Linked DNA regions of Homo sapiens: region 2 is linked to region 1. Evidence: read pairs that join two places in POLR2A ChIA-PET (ENCODE). Cell type or tissue: PC-3. All regions are shown on one strand.

Region 1 (5,000 bases):
TCTACTTATATTGTTTAATCATAGTAAGTGCACATTTTTATTCCTTTATTAATCTACTTCACTAATATATTTAAGTACCTACTCATTAGTAGAAACTGAGCTAACTGGAGAGAGAAAATAGTAAGCAAATTCAATCCATGCTTTCATGAAACAAACTCCCTTAGATGCAGATAAAAATTACTATTTTTTATCAATAACATGGAAAAAGTTATACTGCACTATATCTTTATGATATAAAAAAGAATAAAATGACCAATGAAAGCATAATAAAGCATAATTTCATCTATTCTTTTTTTAAAAAAATGCAGGGTCTCACTCTGTAGCTCAGACTGGAATGTAGTGGAATGACCATAGCTGACTGCATCCTTCAACTTCTGGGTTGAAGTGATCCTCCCGCCTCAGCCTCCAGAATAGCTGAGACTGTAGGTGTGCACCACCACACCTGCTTCTAAATTTTTTTAATTTATGAAATTTTAAAAGTACCAAGAGATCTTTTATATCTCAGTAAGGCATAGCTCTGAGTGATAAAATATTAACATATCAATGGAAGTTCCTAACTTTCCAAATATAAGCCTTTTAACTCCAGATAACTGTTAGGTCACTTTTGATAAGGAAGTTGTCTGTTTTCTTATGTAAGTTCACAGTTTTTTTATTTTTTTTTACACTCTTTACTTTTATTTTTTTTAGCCTTTAACTCTCAGGGAAGCAATAGATATACTTTAACACAAACTATAACAATTGTTTATTTTTATACTACAGAAAATGGATAGATGCTATTCTGAATTGTTCTAGTTTGTCACTATATGTTAGATTTTAAAATGTTTCAACATTTTTTTCTAGTTATATTTAAACTTAGATTTTACACTAAAATTTTCAGATATGCTACTAAAATATCAAGAAAACTATAATTAATGGAAATCTTCCATAGGCAGAGAGACATTAATGTTCACAAAATGTTTTTGGTCTCTATATTAGTCACTTTATTTGCAAGAGGGAATCAAAAAGAATGACCTCTGCACGTATATGTAGAAAAACTCTGACCAACAGTCTTTACTTAAATATGGCACCGAATCAGGAAGATGCTTTATTATAGCACCACTTCTCCTTCTCTAAAAGGAAATCAACAGAGAATGGAGGTTCTAAGAGAACATCCCTATCAGTCGGCTGTCCCTTCTTAAATATCAATGTAATATAATTAGAGTTTTTAATTATTATTCTTACATTAGTTTATTTTTAACTCAAATAATTAAATCACTCAAATCGCTGAATAGTGAATAATGATACACATTTATATTTAAGAGGGGATTCATTATCCCAAGATGATGCATTATTTTTAGTTTAAAAATAACTATTTAATTGTATGGAACAATCAGTTAAGTTTTGTCATTTTGGAGGATTCAGAATTTGCATTATTTTCTGAACAGCAGACTGATAGGAATGTTCTCTTAGAACCTCTATTCTCTGTTGATTTTTTCTTTTGGAGAAGGGGGAAGAAGTGCTGTAATAAAACACCTTCCTGATTCAGTGCGATATATAAATAAAGACCGTTGGTCAGAATTTTCCTACATGCATGTGCAGAGGCCAATCATTCTTCTAGGGTTTAAACAATGTTTGAAATACATATTATTGGGCCACAAAACAGGTACTCAATTATGCTGGATTTCAAATTTTTTCTATGTCCAGCAGGTAAAAGCAACTAATTAAAATTATTGAACCTAGTTCTACTGGAGTTAATTTTCATGGGGAAGCACAAAGTCAGAATCAAAAGACCAATTTCTTGCTGCTTCTCAGATAGCTGAATGATCAACAGTAAACAAGTGGAATTTCTAAGATTTATGGTCCTGTATCTACCTCATTCATCTTGGCTCTTATTGTTTTTACTCATGCCTTCCTACATTTTTCTCTTTGTGCCTGGTGTTCTTTGCATGAAATTTATTTTCCAATATAAAGCTGTTAGTCGACATGCTAGTATGATTAGGAAATAGAGTTATATTGCTCCCGTTGTCAGAGACACAGTTGCACTGGAGAGCACCCCATCAATTCATATGATCAGTCAGTTTAAAGCAAATCTGAATAACAACTACGGAGTCCAGTGAAGTACAGAATAATGATGGTTTGCCTTATTTTACTTCTTTCTTATTTGACTTTGTTTTCTTGTTGTTCGAGTGTCTCTTGGATACCAAATTAAAAATACAAAGAAAGTAAGTAATTACTTGGCAGGAAGGAAGTTAAAAAAAGTTGAATATAGGTGTTTTCTCTATATACATACTGTTTATCAGCAAGCTGAATTTGTTTATTTTATCCTCTTACCTATTTCTTTTGACTAATCTGGATTTATTATAGTAACTTATCTCCTTAGATGACTTTAAAGAAATCTCTTTGTGTACTTTACTCAGTGGGGTACTTTGACAAAATGTACCAATTAGGCTTATGTGAGATGTCAAGTGAGAAGAATGAGTAAGAAAAATTGATCTCAAGTGAATGAACACATTTTATTCAGAGTGATTTTAAAATGTGAGCAAAAACACCACAATACATGATAAAATTAACCACCAGCTGAATTTGAATTATGTTCTTTATAGGATGCATCCTGAAACTTCATAGTATTAATGCAAAGGAAACAAAAGCTGTGGAAAATGATATTCAACATTGAACATCAGAAAAAACAATAATAATTTTTTATTTATATTTATCAATATTATTGTTTATTGTATGGACAGGCTTACAGACTGCAGTTGACAGGGGCTAGAGCTAAAATTCAGGGCACCTTCTGGAACTGCAATGGGACAGAGCCAGCATGCCTTTCGGACTGTCTCTCCCATGAGTTACCTACACGGGTCGGGTACGTCTGAGGCTGCAGCAGAGAAGGGTTGAGGCTGAGACAGGGTCCCATCAGGATCTGCTTTATGATGGATGCCAGCAAGCCCGTCCAGTTGGTGCTCATGGGCATATTTCTCAGCATCTCTCTGTGCCATCAGGATTGTTCCCAGGCTGCACTATAAAGAGGCTAGAGTTGAGCTTCAGGACCACTTAATCTGCTGTAGGATAGAGGCTGGTAATCCTGTCATGGTGGCACAGATGGGAGAGTCTCCCAACTGTTTCCTGCACAGGGAAGATTTCTCCCTGTCTGCAGCCAAAAGGAACTGGAGCTGAAACAGGGTCCCTTCAGGATACGCCATGGAATGAAAGCTGGCAAGCATATCCAGGTGACTCAGACAGGTGTCTCTCAACTGGTGGCTATGAGGCAATATTTTAAGACAACCAGTATAATTTTCGGCAAATGCAATCTGGCATTTAAATATATTTATCAACAATTCTGAAAAGACTAAATATGCTGTAATTTCAAGTGCTCATTTAGTTGATGAATCATTAAGAAGTTATATGGATTAAATGTAGACTGTTGATTGATATCATTTATAGTGAGATAGTAGTTGTGGTGATAAACAAAAATATTCTAAAATTCTTATGGAAAATTAAATGTCCAGAAGACTAAAAGGTACTCCGAAAGGGAGAAAAAAATGGGAACTTGCCATAAATCGTAGAAAATATGAAATATAATATATTTATTAATGTACTGATAAATTTTAGTCAATATTATTACATAAATAGAATGTAATAAACCATTTTTTCAATATTGAATTATAACTTTTTAATATTGAAGTACAATGTTTCCACTTGACTGGTAAATAGTCGTTCATTACAAATGTAACCAGTACTACTATATTTGAAAGAGTTATTATTTTTGTTAAAATAAAATAAAGTATAATTACACTCAGGAAGATAAAATATTGTGATTTTAAAAGTCAGAGACTGCCTTTACATGATTAACATGATTAACTATATTTTGTTTTTTTGTTTACATTGGTCAGAATGTTGTGTTATTAATGCCTTTTTGAATGCTAATACCTAACCTCTGAAATTAAAAAAAAAAGCTAAAATATTTCAGATTAAATATGTAGATCCAAGTTATAAACAGCTAAATTCTTACCTAGTATCTGAAAAAGATGAGAAACAATTATTTTTTCCTAATAATAAGACTAACTTTCAGCCAGGCACGGTGGCCCATGCCTATAATCCCAGCACTTTGGGAGGCCAAGGTGGATATATCACCTGAGGTCAGGAGTTCAATACCAGCCTCGCCAACATGGTGAAACCCCGTCTCTACTAAAAATACAAAAATTAGCTGGGCGTGGTGGCACATGCCTGTAATCCCAGCTACTCTGGAGACTGAGGCAAGAGAATTGCTTGAATCTGGGAGATGGAGTTTACAGTGAGCTGAGATCATGCCACTGTACTCCAGCCTGGGCGACAGAGCAAGACTCCGTCTCAAAAAAAAAGAAAGAAAGAAAGAAAGAAACACAAAAAAACTAACGTTTGATTGGATTTCCCCTTATGTATAGAGAACAAAGCAATGATAGTAACTTCATATCATCATAGATCCCACTGTAATACAATAATTTGCTAACAAAGAAACAGTTTCAATGAAGTGTAGTGTTTACAAACTACATTACAGCCTACAAATTATGTAAATGATTGTTACCCTTCTTATTATTTAAATGCATAAAGATTTTTCTTCTTCAAATACTGTCAGCTTCACAGTGAAAATAATTTTTGCTCAGCTGCTCTGACAGTCTTCTAATGGAAATTTTAAGTGGACCACGTCTATCTGCTGCATGATCTATGAATAAACTAAATATAGGTCTTTAAAGAGCCTTGTGGCGTTGATTGCTTTGACACATCCTGCATTTGCTCACTCTCCATTGTTTAATTTTTCACTAAGAAGAGAAGAAACAAGTACTCTGTCCTTGAATAGAATTAGCTATAGAGAACAGAGTGAGAATATACTTGAGATGACAGAAACTAAACAAATGCTTTGTAGCAGCCATAAAGGACTTGAGAAATAAGGTCTTTAAAAGAGTAAAATTCAATGTGCCTGTACCTTAAAAGATAATTTCAAAACCGTATATAAGAGAAATATTTAACACTTTCAACCTATCAGA
Region 2 (5,000 bases), 420 kb after region 1:
TCCTCAATTAAGAACCACAAAGTACCATATTATTTCACTCAATTTATGAGAGCGAAAACACATACAGACACACACACACACACACACACACACACACACATAAATGCACATATCAAAGGCTGATTAAAAACAATTCTGGCCGGGCATGGTGGTTCACGCCTGTAATCCCAGCACTTTGGGAGGCTGAGGCGGGTGGATCACCTGTGTTCAGGAGTTCGAGAGCAGCCTGGCCAATATGGCAAAACCCCCCATCTCTACTAAAAATACAAAACTTAGCTGGGCGTGGTGGTACACGCCTGTAACCCCAGCTACTTGGGAGGCTGAGGCAGGTGAATCGCTTTAACCTGGGAGGCAGAGGTTGCAGTGAGCCAAGGTCACACCACTGCACTTCAGCCTGGGCGACAGAGCAAGACTCTCTCTCAAAAAACAAAGAAAAACGAAACAATTCCACAAAATTTTACGAGTCAGCACACATTTAATTTCAGCTCATTATTCTCATAAATATACCAGTGCTTGTGGTGGAAACATACAAGGCCACAGAAGATCCTTAATCATATTTTTTTTTTTTTGAGATAGAGTCTCGCCCTGTCGCCCAGGTAGGAGTGCAGTGGCACCATCTCGGCTCACCGCAACCTCCGCCTCCTGGGTTCAAGCGATTTTCCTGCCTCAGCCTCCTGAGTAGCTGGGATTACAGGTGCATGCCACCACGCCAGGCTAATTTTTGTATTTTTAGTAGAGATGGGGTTTCACCATGTTGGCCAGGTTGGTCTCTAACTCCTGACCTCAGGTGATGCACCTGCCTCCGCCTGCCAAAGTACTGGGATTACCGGCGTGAGCCACCACGCCTGGCCAATCATAAAATTTCTAAAAAACAAATATGGGTACATACTATATCTACTATGTTAAAAAAATGAACTGAAATACTCTAGAGATTTTCCAGATAAAGTCAAAACCAAAAAAGTGTTTTATGACTAATAGTCCATCATAAAACTCAAGTAAGATAATATTCAAATTCCTAAACACTACGCCATAAAACTTGAAATATACAAAATGTATTTAAATGTGTATATTAATATTAAAGTACTTACAACTTTTAAAATAAATGAAATATTTGTTCGGATGCATAAAACTTTTGGTACTAAGAGGCCACAACTATAAAAACAATTCTGGTCAAATCACCCGTGGATGTATTATAAAACCAAGGGCCTCTTCTCTATAATTGAGTGTTGTCAAGATCAAGTCACATTTTTCCAAGTTCAGCTGAGAATGATTTTGAATAACTTTTAAAAGACCCTGGTGAAGCACCATGGAATATTCTATGAGTTATTCAGTCTTTGGGCATGATCATGAATATATTTACTATCTCATTTTTATGATCTCTTAAAAAGTATTTTCAAAACATCTTGTGGGGGTCTCAGAGGCAACATTTGGTGAAAACCATCTTCCAAACTACATTTCTGTGGATTTGTGTACAGTTACTCTGAAAGGAAGTGACCCTTAGCCATTAAAAGGAGAGATTTACCTGAGCAATGCCAAGTAGTATGTTGGCACCTTATTTTCTTTTTTTTCTTTTTTTTTTTTTTTTTTACAATTCTTCTTGTTTATTTCTTCACAGTTGGGGCAAAAAAAAACCCTCAAAATTTAATGCACTCAATTACTACAAAATAACACCAAAATGGTTATGAAAATAAGTATGGAGGTGCTTATGTCTTTAGTGTGGTTTTTCCTTTCTTCTTTCTTTTCTCCCTTCCTTCTTTTCCTCCTTCCTTTATTGCTTCCTTCTTTCTCCATCATTTCTGTGTTTGTTTTTTTCATGATTATACATGTAAGCTTATAAAATAAAGAAGCTTTTCTTCTTTTTATAGATGAAAAGCAAGAGAAATAGGAAAGGGTAAAACATCCTGCAAAAACGGCAAAAATGTAATTGAACTGTCTTCAATATATGCTGTAATACCATAAATTCCTTTGTCATGGAAAATATTTAACATATTGGCACACATAATTATGGTATATCTACCATGTATATTTCAATAAGCTATTTTTCTTGAAACACTGTCACTGGACAGGCCATGACACACAGCTCTTTCCATAGATTCTCTCATGAAGATAAAGAACAGTTATTCCTCCAGGCAGAACACGGTAAGGAAGAATTTTGTGTAACGGTAGGAAACCCAGGGTAGGAGGAAGTAGTTTACAATGACTCAATGTTAGTGCAAACAAGAAAAACATACTTGTTTCAAATGAGGGATATTCTACTAAAATGCATATGCTGCCAGCGTGTGATGATTTTAATGAATTAAGATTAATTCTATGCACAAGAAATATATAAACATACTTTATCAAACATGACACTTCAAACATATGACATAGCCATTTTATTCAAGTTTATTACTCATAAACTTGAATGTTTATATACATTGTATTTATATATATAGGATATATATAAATTATATTCTTCTTATGTCCCATTCACTCTTAGATATTTCTATCACAAAATCAGCTGCTAGCTGCTTCTTTTAACAGACTAACCCTAAAATATAAATTTCAATAACATTAAACAAGAAATGACAAACATAAGAGAGCTGCCAATAGCTTGATGATAAGATTGATGTGACTCCACAGAAAAGGATGATGCTCCAAGACTATATACTAAGGGGCTGCTACTTAGCAAAACACCCTTACTAGTTTCCAACAGGGTGTGTAGAAGCAACGATCATTATTTTAAAGTTTCTAGCAATTTTTTTTTGTTGCAAAAGCTGATTTTGCATCTTAAAATTTGGCAGTTGGAAAAAAAAGACAATATTTTGGATTAGAAGCCAGTTCTGTCTTCTTGGATAGAAATCAGAAGTTGTTCTGGGGACAGCCTCCCCCTTAATACCAGCAGAGACCACTTGGGTAAACACAATGAGTCAGATGGTTGTAATAGATGTAGCCGTTGTTCGTAAAGAAGTCTCAAACCAATGCCAGATAAAAATATCATCAACTCTTGAGATTGTCTAAGCCCCAGGCAACAGAATGCTCCTGTGTGGGTAGCATGCGTAGTGACTGAAGTAATAGATGCTTCCACAATCACTAATTCAGAAAGAGGATTAAGGAAGTGGGACCTGTTGCGGATAGGAAAGTTTCATTTATTTCCTGAACTCTAAGGAGTGGCAAAATGATTGAAAGGGCCCTTGAGGAAAAATAAGCATGGCAGCAGCCTGCTGCGGTAGAGAGAAAAAGAAGGGGAAAAGAGGAACTCAAACCAAATAAGAAACCCTATAGAGGAGACTGGGTGCACTCAAAGGAGTGATGATAACTGATGAAGAGGATTTTACTTTTTTTGCTTATGTTTTGAGTATTTTGCATTGGGTATTAGTCAGGGTTCTCCAGAGAAAGTGAATCAATAGGATATAGATAGATATAAGAGGAGATTTATTATGGGAATTGGCTCAGATACACCACACTGTTTCTTTTTTTGTATTTATAAATAGATGATATGGGTCTCCTAACTTCCTGTAGAACCAACTAATTTTGTTTACTAAAATGATCTCAAGCTGGAGAACCAGGGAAGCAGGTTGTGTACTTCAGTCCGGTCCAAAGGCCTGAGTTGCAGGAGAATCAAGGTTGTAACTCTCAATCAGAGTTTGAAAGCCTAAGAACTACAAGCGCTGATGTTGAGGACAGGAGAAGATGGACATCCCTACAAGAGAATGTGAATTGTCCCTTCTTCTGCTATTTTGTTCTATCCAGGCCTTTGATAGGACAGTGCTTGTGTATGTTGGCGAGGGTAGATCTTCCTTATTCAGTTTACTGATTCAGATGCTAACCTCCTCTGGGAACACTCTCACAGACACATTCAGAAAAAAATGTTTTATCAGCTATGTGGGCATCACTTGGCCCAGTCAAGTTGACACATAAAATTAACCTTCACACATTGTAATTTCATCCGTCTCTTTAAGGTTGGTCTTTGCAATTCTTTATGGCACTTTGAGGTGTTTTTTTTTTTCTCTTTTTGGACAGAGTCTTACTCTGTCACCCAGGCTGGAGTGCAGTGGCACAATCTTGGCACACTGCAACCTCAGCCTCCTAGGTTCAAACAATTCTCCCGGCTCAGCCTCCCAAGTACTGGAATTACAGGCACCCATCACGATGCCTGGCTAATTTTTGAATTTTTCGTAGAGACGAGGTTTCACAATGTTGGCCAGGCTGGTCTCTAACTCCTGACCTTAAGTGATTCACCTGCCTTGGCTTCCCAAAGTGCTGGGATTACAGACGTGAGCTACTGCACTCGGCTACAGTTTTAGATTTCTTAGCCTTTTGCTTTGGAGAACAATTTGAATGTATGATTATGTTACCAGGGCGGGTAGAGGGTGTGACCCTGAATGTAGCCTAACAGTGTGCAGAGAGAAGATAATGAGAGGGCCAAAAGCAACAGAGCGCTCTGAACAGAAATCTCTAGCAAGAGATGACAAGCAGCCACATAGAATGGATCTGTCAAACATTTAAGGATCCCAGTAGTATTTAAACTTAACAAGGACAGAACCCCATAAAAAGCAAGAATTTACTGCCATCAATGGGAAGATGGCCGAGGTTGTGTTATGTGTTACCTACATAATAACGAGAAGGGTGATCTCTGAAGACATGGGAATTTGGGGGCATTCAGGTTCACTGCAGAATGTTGTAAATGTTAGACAGAAAGAGTGAAATTTAGGCATTTGCCCTTGGAGCCTTCCTACCACTTTCTAGTATTTCTCGGAAATACAAGCACCAGAGAGCACCTTTTCTTGCACGGATTACTTTCCTGAAGAAATGTAAAGACCATTCACTTAATGCCTCAATTAATTTTGTTTACTAAGCAACATGCTAATCTAAAATACCATTTTTCATTTGAATTAGAAAGATTGTGAATAGAGAAAAACTTTTAAAGTAAACTACAAATGAAAGCTTTTGGGTCGTACTTGTTTTTGAGTTTTTTTCTACCATGTTATACTTTTTTATTTCTTTTTTTCCTTTTCTGT

Evidence for each region. Peaks named below come from ENCODE experiments on the same cell type or tissue, not always from the same donor. Only the 100,000 strongest peaks of a DNase experiment are listed, where the experiment ranks them.
Region 2: POLR2A ChIA-PET joins it to region 1 with 5 read pairs; 2 of 35 experiments call an interaction of 5 or more read pairs at or near these places.

Annotation. Positions count from the first base shown.
Region 1 is chr21:24,776,636-24,781,635 of GRCh38, forward strand. No RefSeq gene overlaps it. Among named protein-coding and RNA genes, the nearest start is that of LINC01692, 61 kb to the right of the region's middle. In PC-3, no CTCF peak of the experiment used is centred here; no DNase peak of the experiment used is centred here.
Region 2 is chr21:25,194,347-25,199,346 of GRCh38, forward strand. No RefSeq gene overlaps it. Among named protein-coding and RNA genes, the nearest start is that of LINC00158, 230 kb to the right of the region's middle. In PC-3, no CTCF peak of the experiment used is centred here; no DNase peak of the experiment used is centred here; H3K27ac peaks cover 1,401 bases.